Regions from separate parts of the Homo sapiens genome. Here all the other regions are linked to region 4. A link is a contact called in ENCODE Hi-C data. All regions are on one chromosome and are shown on one strand. Each heading gives the region's core, a stretch centred on a gene start or an enhancer-like site at or near the end of the contact. The rest is flanking DNA. Distances are from core to core; before and after follow the strand shown. Region 1 holds the start of PPWD1 (peptidylprolyl isomerase domain and WD repeat containing 1). Region 2 holds the start of CD180 (CD180 molecule). Region 3 holds the start of MAST4-AS1 (MAST4 antisense RNA 1). Region 4 overlaps MRPS27 (mitochondrial ribosomal protein S27). Region 5 holds the start of ARSB (arylsulfatase B).

Region 1 (2,700 bases), core at 53-2,552, 6.7 Mb before region 4:
ACATGATATGATTTCAGGTAGTCAGAAGTGCTATGAAATGGTAAAGTATACAACACTGCCTGCAAGTACTATCGGAATTCAGGATAGGGAAGCTTAGAAAAACCAACCCGGAAGGAATTAGTCCATAATAATGCTTAATAAATGTTAACTAGCTACATTATTATTATCATTATCATTATCATCTTCATCCTCATTATTGCATTGGTCTCTGAAAGATGAGAAGCTGTAAACATGAAGGCTAAATCGCTGTGGAGATGCTTTCAAGCATAAAAACATAAGAGTAGGAGGCAAGAACGAACAAGGGAAATTTGTGAGACACAAAAGAAAGTAGTCTGATGAGAGCAGAGGGCAGAGAAGAAATGAGACTTGCTAGGTAGAATGGTCAAATAATGGGAACCTTTGAAATAAAATAAAGTGCCTACTATGGGGGGGCAGTTCCTTCCCTGTACGTGGTGCCTATCTCAAGGCAAAAGTAGAGAAGAGATTTACGACGAGGATTTTATTAGGTTGGTGCAAAAGTAATTGCAGAGAAAAAAGAAGTGTTTTACGGAGGTCATTTTGACAAGCTGTATTTGATTTTTTAAAAAAGAGATTAAGATAATACATTTTATGTTATGTGCTTTTTACCTAATTTTTTAAAAATGAAGAAGACAGATGAGGAGGAGGAGAAAGAGTTCAGATGACTGCTAGGAGATGAAATCCTATACCAGAGAGAAGAAAGAAGAGTGACCCGTTCTGCCCTAGGTCTTTTGGTTATTTGAAGTAGCTGCTTCTCCACCCCACCCCCAGAAACAGTAACAAGCACTCACCACCTTCTTCAGAGAGTGTGTGAGAGAATAAAGGTCAGGAGAGAAAACATGTTTAGTGCATCTGAAAGGAAACCCGCGAGTTAACCACTTCCTTCTGTCCCCACCCTTCCATCTTTCTCTAAATATTGGTGAGGTTATGGAGCTTGCGTTGGCGCGCGGGAAGCCGAGAAGAACGGGACTCAAAGCCCGGCTGGGAAGTCAGGTATCTAGTTGGCCGGCGATAAGGGTTTCACCTTCAGGACTGGAGCTCCACAAGATTCAACCGTTATATCAACCTCCCCGGCCCAGGTCTTACCATCACAGCGTCACAAACTCCAGGTCGCCTAGGCGCTGCGCAGGAAGCGCTTGCCAGCCCCGGACTTCTGCGCGCGCTGCATGCCCATTGGATGTGCTCATTCCCACCCCAGCCAATCCCGAAACTCGCTCGGACGCTGACAGAAGACTGCGCCGCTGCTTTGGGATTGGTAGCTGAGTTTTGTGTCGCGCCTTTTCTGACGATGCGAACAACATGGCGGCGGAAAGTGGTAGCGATTTTCAGCAGAGACGTAGAAGGCGCCGGGACCCGGAGGAACCGGAAAAAACAGAACTCAGCGAAAGAGAGCTGGCAGTAGCAGTGGCGGTGTCCCAGGAGAACGATGAGGAGAACGAAGAGCGCTGGGTTGGACCTTTACCTGTGGAGGCAACACTGGCCAAGAAGAGGAAAGGTAGCTGCAGACATAGTACCGGGACGAATTGGAGTGCTGCGTCCGCTGAGTAGGAGGGTTCAAGCCAGATCCGAAGAGGGATGATGTGTGGAGTTTTGTGCCCTCAGAACAGAGGGCCGTCCTCTCACTTCTGGCTACTCCATACTTGCATGTCTTAACGAAATAGTGATTTAAGCGTAGTACAACGTCTTTTTGATAATATCTAACACTTTTGATCATTGATTTGTTATGACAGATGCTAAAACTAACATTTTCCTATTCTTATGTGTTTGGCTCCTCTCATTTACTCCCCACAGCAGCCACATGAAGTTGGAATTTCGAACTCTTATTTAGGTATGCAAAAGGGTACCAGTTCTCTTTAAGGCTTTAGTTCAGGAGTGGTGTTAATGTATTAATGTGTTGGGGCGCGAGAGGAAGGCGGTGCTTATTTCGAATCATGGTAGGTAAAGATAATTTCAACTCTGACACTTCCACTAATAAATTTTCGCATCTAGGGAAAATGACGTAAGCTTCCTAGATCACAGATTTGTTTTCATCCAAAACCCGAAGTCTGTGGTTTTGAAATCACGCTCTTGATACGATGGGCTGAGTCTTTTTGTCACTAACGAGGAATAATCACAAATTATTATCAAATAAAAGGGGTGGGAAAAGGGGTAGATTAAGTTTTCTTGTCTTTGTTGTTTTGTTATCTTGTTTTTCTGTGAAATGTTTTCCTTAAGTATTTAAGACATTTTAAATGTGGTCTAAGCTCAAATCGTACTTTAGCACCTTCCCTTAAAAAACTTCAATGATTTGTCATTATTTTCTCTCTCTTTTTTTTTTTTTTTTTTTTTTTTGAGACGGAGTCTCGCTCTGTCGCCCAGGCTGGAGCGCATGCAGTGGCGCTATCTCGGCTCACCGCAACCTCCGTCTCCGGGGTTCAAGCGATTCTCCTGCCTCAGCCTCCCGAGTAGCTGGGGCTACAGGCGCACGCCCAGCTAATTTTTGTATTTTTAGTAGGGACGGGGTTTCACCATGTTGGCCAGGATGGTCTTGATTTCTTGACCTCGTAATCTGCCTGCCTCGGCCTCTCAAAAGTGCTGGGATTACAGGCATGAGCCACGGCGCCCAGCTCATTATTTTCATTAAAGCCCAAACTCCCTCACATGGCATATAAAGCCCTTTATGATGTGATCTCTCCTTACCTT
Region 2 (2,700 bases), core at 127-2,626, 5.1 Mb before region 4:
CCCAGACTGGTCTCGAACTCCCAGTCTCAAGGCATACACCCACCTTGGCCTCCCAAAGTGCTGGGATTATAGGCGTGAGCCACCACGCCTGGCCCAGTCTGTGGCATTTGTTATGACAGCCCAAGCAAAGCAACACACACCTTCCCAGCCTTCATTTCTCATTGGCATGATGCCTCCTCTTGGCCTGCTGCTGATTCCATCCTAATGCCAGACCAACAAGGCTCTGCTCACCCAGCTCTGAGCCTTACCCCAGTGCTGGCTTTGCTCTGCTCTTCCTGATCCTCTGATCTCCTTCTAGTCCTGCCCCAGGGCAACTCCACATCTGGCTATTCCTGGCTCTTACTCTTCTTTTTACCTCAACCCAGACCAGCAGCTCACCAAGCCACCAAGACTCATGGTTCCTCCTGTATGCAGCCCTTGTCTGACAGGCCACGTGGTATTGATCACTTGTGGGGTCAGAGAAAGTGGGAGGAAGTTTGAAGCATTTTAGAGGATGGCAAGAGACGGAGGCCCTTCTCCTTTTTCTCTCATTATCCCCTCCAAGAACTTCCCACAGGTTGATAAATATTGCTATGGTCCAAAACAGAAGGTGCAATTTGGCTCTATTCTCAGATTTTCCTCCTATGGGTTAGTAAAACAGATGGAAGGCTGTCCAAGTCCAAGAGAGAGCCAGACTCATTCAGAGTGATCTTTTCAATGCTCGAAAACCTGGCACAGCGCTGTCTTTACTAATTCTCACCCTGAGAGGAGACCAAAGGACTCATTGGGATAGAGGCCATGTGAGAGTGGGGATGTTAAACCAACAGCTCCCCTAGGTTGAGGCAGGTTTAGGGGTCTGCTTTGTGCACACAGACCCTATTAATATCTTATGACCCACTTGGGATTATTTGGGTGGAATTGTTTGAAGAGGAGAAAAATTCTCTTTGCTTCCTATTAAGATGCCACCAGATGATCCCCTGGCAGAGTTCTTTGGCTCCTTTCTCACAATAATGAAAAAATTATATATACACCTTATTTCCTTTTTAAAGACACTAGATATTGGGATGCCAAGGCTCAGATTGGACTGCGTGCTAAATCTCAAAATTTTCAGACAGTTTAATCTGCATAAAGACAAACAGTTTGGACTCACCTCAATGCACATCTGATCCCAGGAGGTGATGACTTTACAGCCGGCAGAAAACAGCACCACCCAAAAGAAGCAGCTGACGTCAAACGCCATCACAGGCTAGGATTGCTTGGTGGGTTTACCTAATGCTTGGAGCTGAGAAATGGAATCAAACTGTGAAGGCCCTGGCAATTTGGCAGCCAGAGAGGTACTCAGAAGGGTGATCTTGGAACAAGAAATGCTGTTGACTGCTCAGCATTCTGTGGCTCTGTGCTGGAAAAAAAAAAAAAAAAAAAAAAGGAAGTCCCTTTTGCATACCACCCATCTTTGCCAAAAATAACTGAGGACCCAACCCCAGAATGGCCCGTTGCATTTCCTGGCACTGAACATGAATCAGTTGTGCAGTCCTTTTGGGCTGATCACACAGACTCTCATTGTGATGGTTCCAATTGACTTTATGCCAACTTCAAGCATTTGGCCAACTCCAACAGCTTCTGGTCCTTTTCCCCGAGAGAGGCTGTGGAAGCTCTACTCACCAAGGAGGCCACTTTCTTAGTTGTCCTAGGTGAGTGAATAGAAGAGGTGTCAGAGAACATGGAAGGGCAGAGCACTCTGCAGGGGCAGACTGAAGAACTGAGCCCTTCAGTGGCACCTGCTGAGCTGGGAACTGGAGCAGGAGGGAGCAGGCTTGAGAGTGTATCTGCTCCTTGAGCCTCAGCTGCTGCCTTGGCCACCTTGTCCATCCCCACCTCTGGTCTTCGTATAGGGGGAAGATTACTTCATCTCTTGACCTGGCGGTTCAGGCTTGTTAAAGCAGTTGGGGTGGACTCTCTTGTTCCCTCCTAACCTGGCCTGGGGAAGTAGGGGACACTGCCATAGATAGAGCAGCCTGGCTAAAGGAGAGTAGAGTTAGGGATGCCAGCCTTGGCTCTATTTCTTCTTAGAAATAGCTTTGAAGCAGGATTACAATTACCCTTATTATGGAGCAAGATGTGGCAATGATTAAAGAAAGCCAAAGTTCAAACATTCCTCAATAGGCTGCATTTAGCTACCTGTTCTGTCTGTTCTTCAACCCTCTGGCATACAGGATATATTTGGTGTTACTGTTCTCCCACTCCATTTCCAAGAGCCCAGTTCTTAGTATCAGAGTTCACAATGACTTAACTACTGCTACTACTACTACTACCACCACCACCACCACCACCACCTCTACAGTATTACTATGATGAATCAAATGACTATAGTATCTGCCATTTATTGAGTCCTTACTATGTGTCAGACACTGGGTCAGGTTTAATGCAGTTTTTTGCTGCATTTTCCTATCCTCGAATATTTCCATATATTCTATAAGAGAGATATTATTATTTCCCTCATTTTATAGATGTAGAAACTGATGCTTAAGAGAAATTAAATGATCTCTCCAAGCCACACAATTAGAGAGTGGTAGATTAGGGCTTCAGATCCAGAAAATCTCACTGCAGAGACTATGCTGCTACTCTTCACAGTTTAAGAAAGGACTTTGCCTCCTGAAGGAGCTGAAGAGTAGATGGGGCGAAGAATGTTGTTCATCTGGAGATTTCAGAAAAGATGCTAAA
Region 3 (2,700 bases), core at 97-2,596, 5.3 Mb before region 4:
AAAATTTTTGCTCTAAACCAGTGCTCTGTATCACCCCTCTCAGAGAAGCCTTTATCTGGAGCAGTGGTTCCCAACCAGGGGTGATTTTACCTCCCAAGGGACATTTGGCAATGTCCTCAGACATTTTTAATTGTCAGCACTGGCATCTAGTAGGTCGAGGTCAGCAATGTTGCTAAACATCCTCCAATGCTCAAGAAAGCTCCTCAGACAAAGAATTATCCAGCCTATGTCAACAGTGCTGAGGTCTAGAAACTGCTCCGGAGCACAGGGACACTCTTTTGTGTCAGCCTTCAAAACATCTTTTGCAATACTTAGAAACATTTTTTAAAAGAAGAGCATGGGGCAAAAATGCTGGACCAAGCTCATTAATATCTATTGAAGTGTGTTTTGTCATTTAGTGTCCCTGAATGTTTGGGATAAAGTCCCAAATGTAAAATTGAGAAAATAATGCCTTCTTTGTCTACCTCTGTGGGTTGCAAGGATCTGTGGAGGCTCTGTAAGAATGTGAGGAGATAACGCATACGAAAGCCTTGGACATGAAACATCATCCAAAACTCTTGGAGTCCTTGGTGTGAAAATATTAATGTGGGCCACAAGAATTAGATAAAGAAGATCCCACAGCAGGCTTCTTTTTGTTTACCCCGCCTACCTTGTCAGCTTACACCCCCTCTTCCTTCTCTTTATCCTCCCATTTTTGTAAGCGAGTTTGTTCCTGGTATTTACTGCATGGACTAAGCCATTTTTAGATGTATTTTTTGCTGAATATATACTTTTTTGATTTAGTATTTCTTGCCATATTACACCAGACTTAAGGCAGCTAATTTAAATTATATTTTTTCTTTATGTACTTTATACAAACATTCATGGATAGGGGGAGATATTTAAATACCATGCCTTTCTTCAAAATGAATAACAAGAACATTCAGCCCCCTTCATTCTGCCCTTTCAAGGTCTAACGTACTTGAAGGGGCAATACTTGTAGCATTTGCCACATAAATGCCAGGTAGTGTCTTTCCACATCGGGGCTCACCATTACCTAGATCTGTAGTTGCCGGCCATGAAGCCAAACAGGTGTGCACCGTGGTCATTGATGGAACAGATGTAAACTCATAAATTTAGTTTACTGAGGTTTTCGGTGAGTGTGGCTTCCCGTCCGCGTGCTTTTCCTATACAACCAGCGGCGTCCTGGCGGAGGAGTCACTGTGGACTTCCCCGGAGCGTTGTCACTGCCATCCCTCCCGCGGTGAATCACAGGTCGGCCTCAGGTGCGCGCAGCACACACCCGGAGCAGCCGCGGGTTTATTTATTTATTTCCGGGACGGATCCATTCCGGGCTCCGGGGAGGGGGAGCGGCGGCCCAGGCTGCGGGGCTGTCCCGGCACCGGCTGGGGTCGCGCCGCGGCCGCCTGCTCCCTTTCCCGTGAGCCCCCGCTCCTCAGGCGCGGCCGGGGCTGGTGGGGGGTGGGGGATGCAGGAAAGCTGGGGGCGCGGCCACCAAGCTGTCCAGGGACAAGGCCCTGCCGCCTCCTCCCAGCCGGACCCTGGAAGGGTCCACAAAGGTGTCAGGTTCAAGTCCTCCAATAGGCCCATTTTTTAAAAGTGCTTTTAAGTTTCCGCTTTTTTCAGGAGGGGAGGGCAAGAGCAGCTTTTTCTATTCAAATTCTTTTCCTTGTATGTAGATACCAAAAGGAAACTCGGCACTGGGCATGTTCGGATGTGAATGGTTTTGCTGATAAGCAACAGCCTCCGGAACCAAAGCCTCAAAATAGTCGTCTCCCCCGCCCCTCGCAGAAGCGGCGAGTGGTATCTGCCAAACAGATGACAAAGTACCTCCGACTGAATCCCACAGACAGCGCTTTGAGCAGAACGCACGGCTCAACTCATGTAATTACTGTTTATAGCTGGCCGAGCCTGACTAGGAGAGGGCAGACCCGAGAGGAAATCAGTTTCCCGGACCTTTGAGAGGAGGCTGTGTGTTAATTAAAGGCTAGGACGGGACGGGTACTTCTCAGACATGCTCCAAGTTGTTCTTGAGATCACAGTTCCCATCACATTTTCTCTGGAGGGAGTGAGTAGATAATTGGGATTTTTTTTTTATTTTTGGCCTTGTCTTTCTTCCTTTTTTTTACCTCTCCCCATTTTAGTCATATGGCCTTGAACCCACAGTGAATTGAAGAGAGAAAGAAATGGATATGTCTGACCCCAATTTTTGGACTGTGCTCTCAAACTTTACTTTGCCTCATTTGAGGAGTGGGAACAGGCTTCGGCGAACACAAAGGTAAAAACGCGGGGATCTCTGCCTGGAGAGGGAATGCTTTCACTTCCCAGGGGCCCACAGGCGGAGCTGCCTGAGCCCCTCAGGAGCTGGGGTTTTGTGTATTGGGTGACACTTTGAAAAGTTTATGCCCCGCTAGGGGAGGGGGTACTGTTTCAGGTATTTCTTCGTCCTTGTGGTTTCCTGGGTAACCCTGATAAATGTGCTTCTCATAGGTTTTCTCCTTTTGAAATGTGGATAATAAGACATTTCCTTGTGAGAGGTGGGGGAGAAAAAGGGAAAGAGGAGGAGATACTTTGTCTAAGTCTGTCCCTTTGACCTGATCATGTTTATCCATTTCATTCACCCAGTCATTGAGGCTTCTGGTACTTTTCGTTGAGCCCTTCAGATGTTCCTCTCTATTAAATATTTGACCTTTATAAGAT
Region 4 (2,700 bases), core at 80-2,579:
CTCACGCCTGTAATCCCAGCACTTGGGGAGGCCGAGGTGGGCGGATCACGAGGTCACGAGTTCGAGACCAGCATGACCAAAAAGGCAAGACCCCATCTCTGCTAAAAATACAAAAATTAGCCGGGCATGGTGGCGGGCGCCTGTAATCCCAGCTTCTCGGGAGGCTGAGGCAGGAGAATCGCTTGAACCTGGGAGGAGGAGGTTTAAGCGAGCTGAGATCGTGCCATTGCACTCCAACCTGGGCGACAAGAGCAAGGCTCTAAGAAAATAAAATAAAATAAGAAAGAGAGTATCAGGGATATCTGAACACTAACTGGATATTTCGTGATATTTACAACCCTATTAATATTTTAGGTGTGATAATGGTATTGAAAAGCACCCTTGTCTTTTGGAGATCTGTATCAAAATATTTACGGATGAAATGACTTACTGCCTGGGATCTCCTTCAAAATTATCCAAAGCATCGGGATGGGGAAACAGTAATAAAGATAAAATAAAGACTAAGAGCTGATAATTGTTGAAGCCAGGTGATGGGTAAAGGGGGCTCCTTATACCAAGGTGTCTACACCTTCAAATGTTAAAACACTAAAAAAAAAAAATCTGTGGCGTTAGAAGTCAGGATACCGGTTACCTTTGGAGAGACTAAGTGGGGGCCGCAATAAGGGCTTCTGGAGCGGTAGGAATGCTCTTGCTTCCTACACAGGTTTACTCGCTTTGTGGTAATTCATCAATGTCTATATTACGACTTGCACACTTTTCAGTATGTATATTATACTCCAATAAAAAAGTATTTTAAAGAAGAAATCGACTACTTTAATGTAGGCGGAAGATCCTATGGTAGAATCTCAGGTACTACAGCAATCACTGAGAAAGCTTTTTGGGCGGAAAGGAAAGTGAGGCTCTCGCCCGGTTTCCTCCTCTCCACGGTGGAACTGGCAGCGGCCCTGGCTGGCTGCTGAGAGCGCGGAACGGGGCGGCGTTCTGACGTTCGCGCCGGGGCCCTCTGGACGCACCGCGGGCGCAGGTCCTAGACAGCTGCATTGGCGTCCACCGCGGCCCCGGCGCTGGGAAACTGCCCTCACGCTAGGGCCCTCCCCGAGGAGCTCTCTGGCACAATCAGCCACGAGGACGAAGAGAGGGGGCACCGGAACCGCAAGCCCACTCCGAGAGGCCAGAACCTCTCTCTCGCCGTACTCCCCGGCAGGGCACGGCTCAGGGGAGACGGCGCTCTGGCACATGAAGCCCACACCCACACGCCGCAGTGTCCCTTGCTGCCTCGATCTCCAATGGGGATGGGAGCGGCGAAAGCCTCATATCGGCCCTCCTCCGTCCCCCAATCAGCGAGCCCGCTTTGAGCACCTCACGGCCCTCCGGCTGGCGGCGCCCAATCACAGCGCTCCACATGCTGGGCGCGGCCCTGCGCGCGCACGCTACCCGACAGCCCCGCGCCCACTCGCCGCGTTCCACCCGCGGGGCGGCGGATTCCCGCAGGGGCCACACTGCCACCTACTGTCCCATCTCCAGAGCTGGAGCCACGGGCGCTCTCCCTACCATGCGGCCTCCCTGCTAAGTGCCAGTAGCTCAACCCAAACGCTCAAATAAAAATGAGGGAAAACAAGTAGTGTCGTCGAGTAAAACCGAAAACAATGTCCATTTTGAAAAAAGCGGCAATAATTACCTTCCAGTACACAGTAGGAAAAAGTCTCAAAAGCTTTCTTTGTTCCAAGCAGTGTGAGTTCCAAAACATTATTTCACCTCACACGTTTTATAGAGGGCTAAAAACAAGGGGCTTAGGGACTCCTCAGTGCACATATTTCTGAAGCACCTGCATGTCAGACGGAGAGGCAGGCATTACCATCATCTCTAATTTATAGGCACAGAAACCGAGTGTGACAGCTGAAAGCCGCAGAACTGGGACTGACACCCAGAAGTCGGCCTCCCAAGTGCAGACTTCAGCACATCATACACAAGGAAGGCACAAAGTGCTGAAAGAATATAGGGCAGGAAACATCGATTCTGACTGGAGAGATTCAGGATATACAAAGATATTCTAGGCAGAGGGGACAGCTGTCTCGGTGGCAGGAAAAATTCAGTAAATGGTGGCTAGTACTGCTTTTCCAAGAAAACTAGTCTTAACTGAGGAAAGGGAACAAATGTCTCTATGTGATATTTACTCATTGCAGACTTTTTTTTTTTTGAGACAGAGTCAGCTCTGTCGCCCAGGCTGTAGTGCAGCGGCGTGATCTCTGGCTCACTGCAACCTCTGCCTCCCGGGTTCGAGCGATTCTCCTGCTTCAGCCTCCATTGTAGCTGGGATTACAGGTGTGCGCCACCACGCCCGGCTATTTTGTAATTTTAGTAGAGGCGGGGTTTCACCATGTTGTCCAGGCTGGTCTTGAACTCCTGACTTGATCTGCCTACCTCAGCCTCCCAAAGTGCTGGGATTATAGGCGTGTGCCACTGCGTGCTGCCCCGCTGCAGATTATTATACTCATTATTTGGCAAACAGTTACTGCTTACTCAGGTATCCATGACAATGTTCCCTGGATTTGTGTGACTGACTATACCCAACACCAAGACACCAAACCTAGTGGCCTCATTTCCTAATCTTCCCTACATACCTAGGAAAGTGTTAATAAGCTTTCCTGGAATTCGTCATTCCCTTATCTGTACTTCACTGCACTTTGCTTATAATTCACA
Region 5 (2,700 bases), core at 161-2,660, 6.7 Mb after region 4:
TTTTTGTTGAGTAAACAGCATATGTACTCTGTGAAGGCATGCAGGTGGTATCCAACAGTTCCCATTTACTGTATTTAATATGGTCATAATAACTTCAGGGTCTTAGAAATATGACAATCGTATTCAGATTGAGGGGAAAAAAGGCCAATTTCATAAGCCCGGGACGACCAGTGGATGCAGGAAAAGCACAACGGACACTGCCTTGACCACTTTCTAGCTGTGCGATTCTTATGCCAACGAGCCTTTACAGGCTTCCTGCCTCGTCTGTAAAACGGGGTAAAAACAACTACCTCATGCACTGTTTCAATAATTCACTTTAAAAACAACAAAGTGCTATGCAAATGTTCTTGATATTCTTAGCCATCTAACATCTATGCACGCTCTACATTTATATTTCCTTCGTTAACTGTGGAGCCGTTCCTAAAGGGAAGCTTTTAAAGCGATAATGAAGATGCTCAGAAGAGTTCAATACAAGGTTACATGTGAAAGGAATGTCAGCAGCCTAAGAAAAATCAACCTAGCATCAGGTTTCATTCCAGGGGTGTTGAGAACCTGGAAAAAAATAATCTTTGGTGGGACACTCCTAACCTATCACCGCTGGGTTCCCACGGGCCAGGGTCGCACCCACGGCGAGCACCCCTTCATTTTACCTCTCCCCTCGTCTTTGCTCCCAGCCCACGCCCTCCCCAGCCTCCCACCTCAGGACCGCTCCGCCTGCCGGCCGCGGCGCCCAGCACCCGGCATTCCCATAAACCCCTTCGCCCGGAGCTTCAGAAAACGAAAGACAAAGCCACCCGCCCAACCCGGCGGCCGGGGCGCGGGTCCGCGGGGCGCCAGAGCCGGGCATGCGCAGAGGCCGCGGCGGGCTGCCGGCCTGGAAGAGCGAGGTTGGGGCGAGAAGCCGCCGGGACCCATAACTGGGTCGGCGGTCCGAGCCCCGCCTGCCAGCGCCCGCGGCCTCAAGGGCCGGGTAGGAGCGGCAGGGCGCCGGCGAAAGGCGGGGCGGGGGCGGCGCGGGCGGCGGGGGCGCCGCGTACCTGGTAGCGGCCAGTGAGCAGCTGGCTCCGCGACGGCGTGCACAGCGGCTGCGTGTAGTAGTTGTCCAGGAGCACCCCGCCGGCCGCCAGCGCGTCCAGGTGCGGCGTGCGGATGCGGGAGCCGTGGAAGCCGACGTCGTTCCAGCCTAGGTCGTCTGCCAGCAAGAAGACCAGGTGGGGCGGCCGGCTGGCCCCGGCGCCCGAGCCCGGCGGCGCCAACAACAGCAGCAGCAGCAGCGGGAGGACGACGGGGAGGAGCAGCCGCCGAGGTCCGGGGCCTCGGGGCAAGCTCGCCGCGCCGCGCGGACCCATCCTTGTCCGCCCGCGGTCCCAGCGCCTGTGGCGCCACCAGCCCCTTGTACCGCTGATAGAATGAGGAACTGGGCTGCCGGGGCCTGCTCCGCCCCGGCGCGGGACGGCACCCCCAGCGGGCCGTGGGCTTGCGAGGCCGGGCGCTCGGCCCCCGCCGCCTCCGACCCGGGCCCCCGGCTGCTGTGGCGGAGGAGGAGCCAGAGACGAACCCGCGGGCGCCCGCTGCCCGGCTTCTTGGAAACTCAGCTGACGCTTGGAGGGCACCAAGGCCCGTTATCTTCCCCGGCAATTAAATTTGCACTGTGGTTTCCTAAAAAAAAAAGATGTGTTCTTTAATAACGCTTCACAATTTACAAAGCATCTTCACAGCCCGCGTCTCCTGTAAAGCCTGCAACAACTCTGACAGTTAGACATTATAATTAGTGCCAATTTTTCATAAGAAAAAAGCTTATAAATGGTTAAACCTCTGACTCAGATCCTGAACCATGATGTCTAGCTAGCAAGTCATTTCTAGCACAAGAGCCCAGCCTGTGGCAGGTGGGAGGACGGTGAAAAGGCAGAGGTCTAAATAGCCTTTCACATTCATTTATGCGTAGTGTACACCCATGAAGCCGCTTCCTCCCCACTAGCAAACAGGAGGCCAAACACACAGTCTGATTGCACGGTGCCCTTTGGAAGGTGCGGTTACTTTCAAGTTGCCCTGGGAGGATTTGGAGTGTTGCGTGGTCATTGAATAAATAGCTCATTCGCTTGTCCGGATATGACCCCACTCAGAGCTGGCTCCCCCACTAAGCAGTGACACTAAGAAGCACACAGTATCTAGTTAGCCTGAAATATCTGAGTGGAAGGAAAAAATCCTTTAGTCACGTGCTTATTGAATTAGGAAGTTAGCCGTATGACCAGTAGATTCCCGTTGCCATCCAGACTTTCTGTCTACTCTGTCTGGAGATATTATAGTTGTTAACAGGTGTAGGGGAAAATTTTTGCATTGCCTAGAGACCATACCCTTCCAGGTTGAGTCTGATTCCGTGGAAGTTGTTTACAACTTTATAAGTTATAGATAAATAACAATGGAAAATAATTCTTATTTATATATACACAAATGAACTTTATCCAGCGGAGTAGCAATCCTTCCCCTCCACCACTACCAAGGAAAACAGTTTCACCTCCGCTTGCATATTTATTTTAGTATTCCTGATCTGTTCTTTGGATTGTCCTTTGAATTGGTTTTAACACCTTACCAATTTCCTTATTAATGAGTTAAATAAAATCATGTATTCACTTTTATATTTGTATGAGGGTCATGATTTTACCTTTTTTTCCCCAAGAATCCTTTAACACATGAAATGTT

The links. A loop is a pair of places that touch in the nucleus more often than their neighbours do. Pooled maps may share reads with other maps.
Region 1: a pooled map shows a loop between it and region 4 (12-fold over the local background). The contact joins the promoter of PPWD1 here to the enhancer-like site in region 4. A Hi-C loop is called at or near these places in 4 of 50 pooled maps.
Region 2: a loop to region 4 is called in a map of OCI-LY7, with 9 times the contacts of the local background. The contact joins the promoter of CD180 here to the enhancer-like site in region 4. A Hi-C loop is called at or near these places in 2 of 168 maps with a recorded cell type or tissue (B cell and OCI-LY7), 1 of 37 single-sample maps with no recorded cell type and 5 of 50 pooled maps.
Region 3: a map of CD8-positive, alpha-beta T cell shows a loop between it and region 4 (5-fold over the local background). The contact joins the promoter of MAST4-AS1 here to the enhancer-like site in region 4. A Hi-C loop is called at or near these places in 2 of 168 maps with a recorded cell type or tissue (CD8-positive, alpha-beta T cell and naive thymus-derived CD4-positive, alpha-beta T cell) and 4 of 50 pooled maps.
Region 5: a loop to region 4 is called in a map of CD8-positive, alpha-beta T cell, with 31 times the contacts of the local background. The contact joins the promoter of ARSB here to the enhancer-like site in region 4. A Hi-C loop is called at or near these places in 2 of 168 maps with a recorded cell type or tissue (CD8-positive, alpha-beta T cell and naive thymus-derived CD4-positive, alpha-beta T cell) and 4 of 50 pooled maps.

What each region holds. Positions count from the first base shown.
Region 1 is chr5:65,561,994-65,564,693 of GRCh38, forward strand. It overlaps PPWD1 (peptidylprolyl isomerase domain and WD repeat containing 1), which reads left to right and starts at 1,303. Exons shown (of 11, transcript NM_015342.4): 1 at 1,303-1,513. The coding sequence starts at 1,318. CENPK (centromere protein K) reads right to left here and starts at 1,175. Exons shown (of 11, transcript NM_022145.5): 1 at 1,105-1,175. RefSeq lists enhancers at 430-1,091, 812-951, 1,092-1,752.
Region 2 is chr5:67,195,423-67,198,122 of GRCh38, forward strand. CD180 (CD180 molecule) reads right to left here and starts at 1,377. Exons shown (of 3, transcript NM_005582.3): 1 at 1,130-1,377. The coding sequence starts at 1,219. RefSeq lists an enhancer at 201-350.
Region 3 is chr5:67,002,808-67,005,507 of GRCh38, forward strand. It overlaps MAST4-AS1 (MAST4 antisense RNA 1), which reads right to left and starts at 1,347. Exons shown (of 2, transcript NR_111908.1): 1 at 1,037-1,347. The region is part of intron 4 of MAST4 (microtubule associated serine/threonine kinase family member 4); the gene reads left to right. RefSeq lists a silencer at 1,225-1,564.
Region 4 is chr5:72,307,087-72,309,786 of GRCh38, forward strand. The region is part of intron 2 of MRPS27 (mitochondrial ribosomal protein S27); the gene reads right to left. Among named protein-coding and RNA genes, the nearest start is that of MRPS27, 12 kb to the right of the region's middle. RefSeq lists an enhancer at 1,026-1,275 and a silencer at 1,326-1,615. Within about 2 kb of position 1,330, at least 40 of the 41 ENCODE cell types and tissues checked have a DNase peak (open chromatin) inside an H3K27ac peak, as active enhancers do; they include B cell, CD8-positive, alpha-beta T cell and OCI-LY7, where a contact is called at or near this core.
Region 5 is chr5:78,983,900-78,986,599 of GRCh38, forward strand. ARSB (arylsulfatase B) reads right to left here and starts at 1,411. Exons shown (of 8, transcript NM_000046.5): 1 at 1,038-1,411. The coding sequence starts at 1,349. RefSeq lists a silencer at 734-1,593.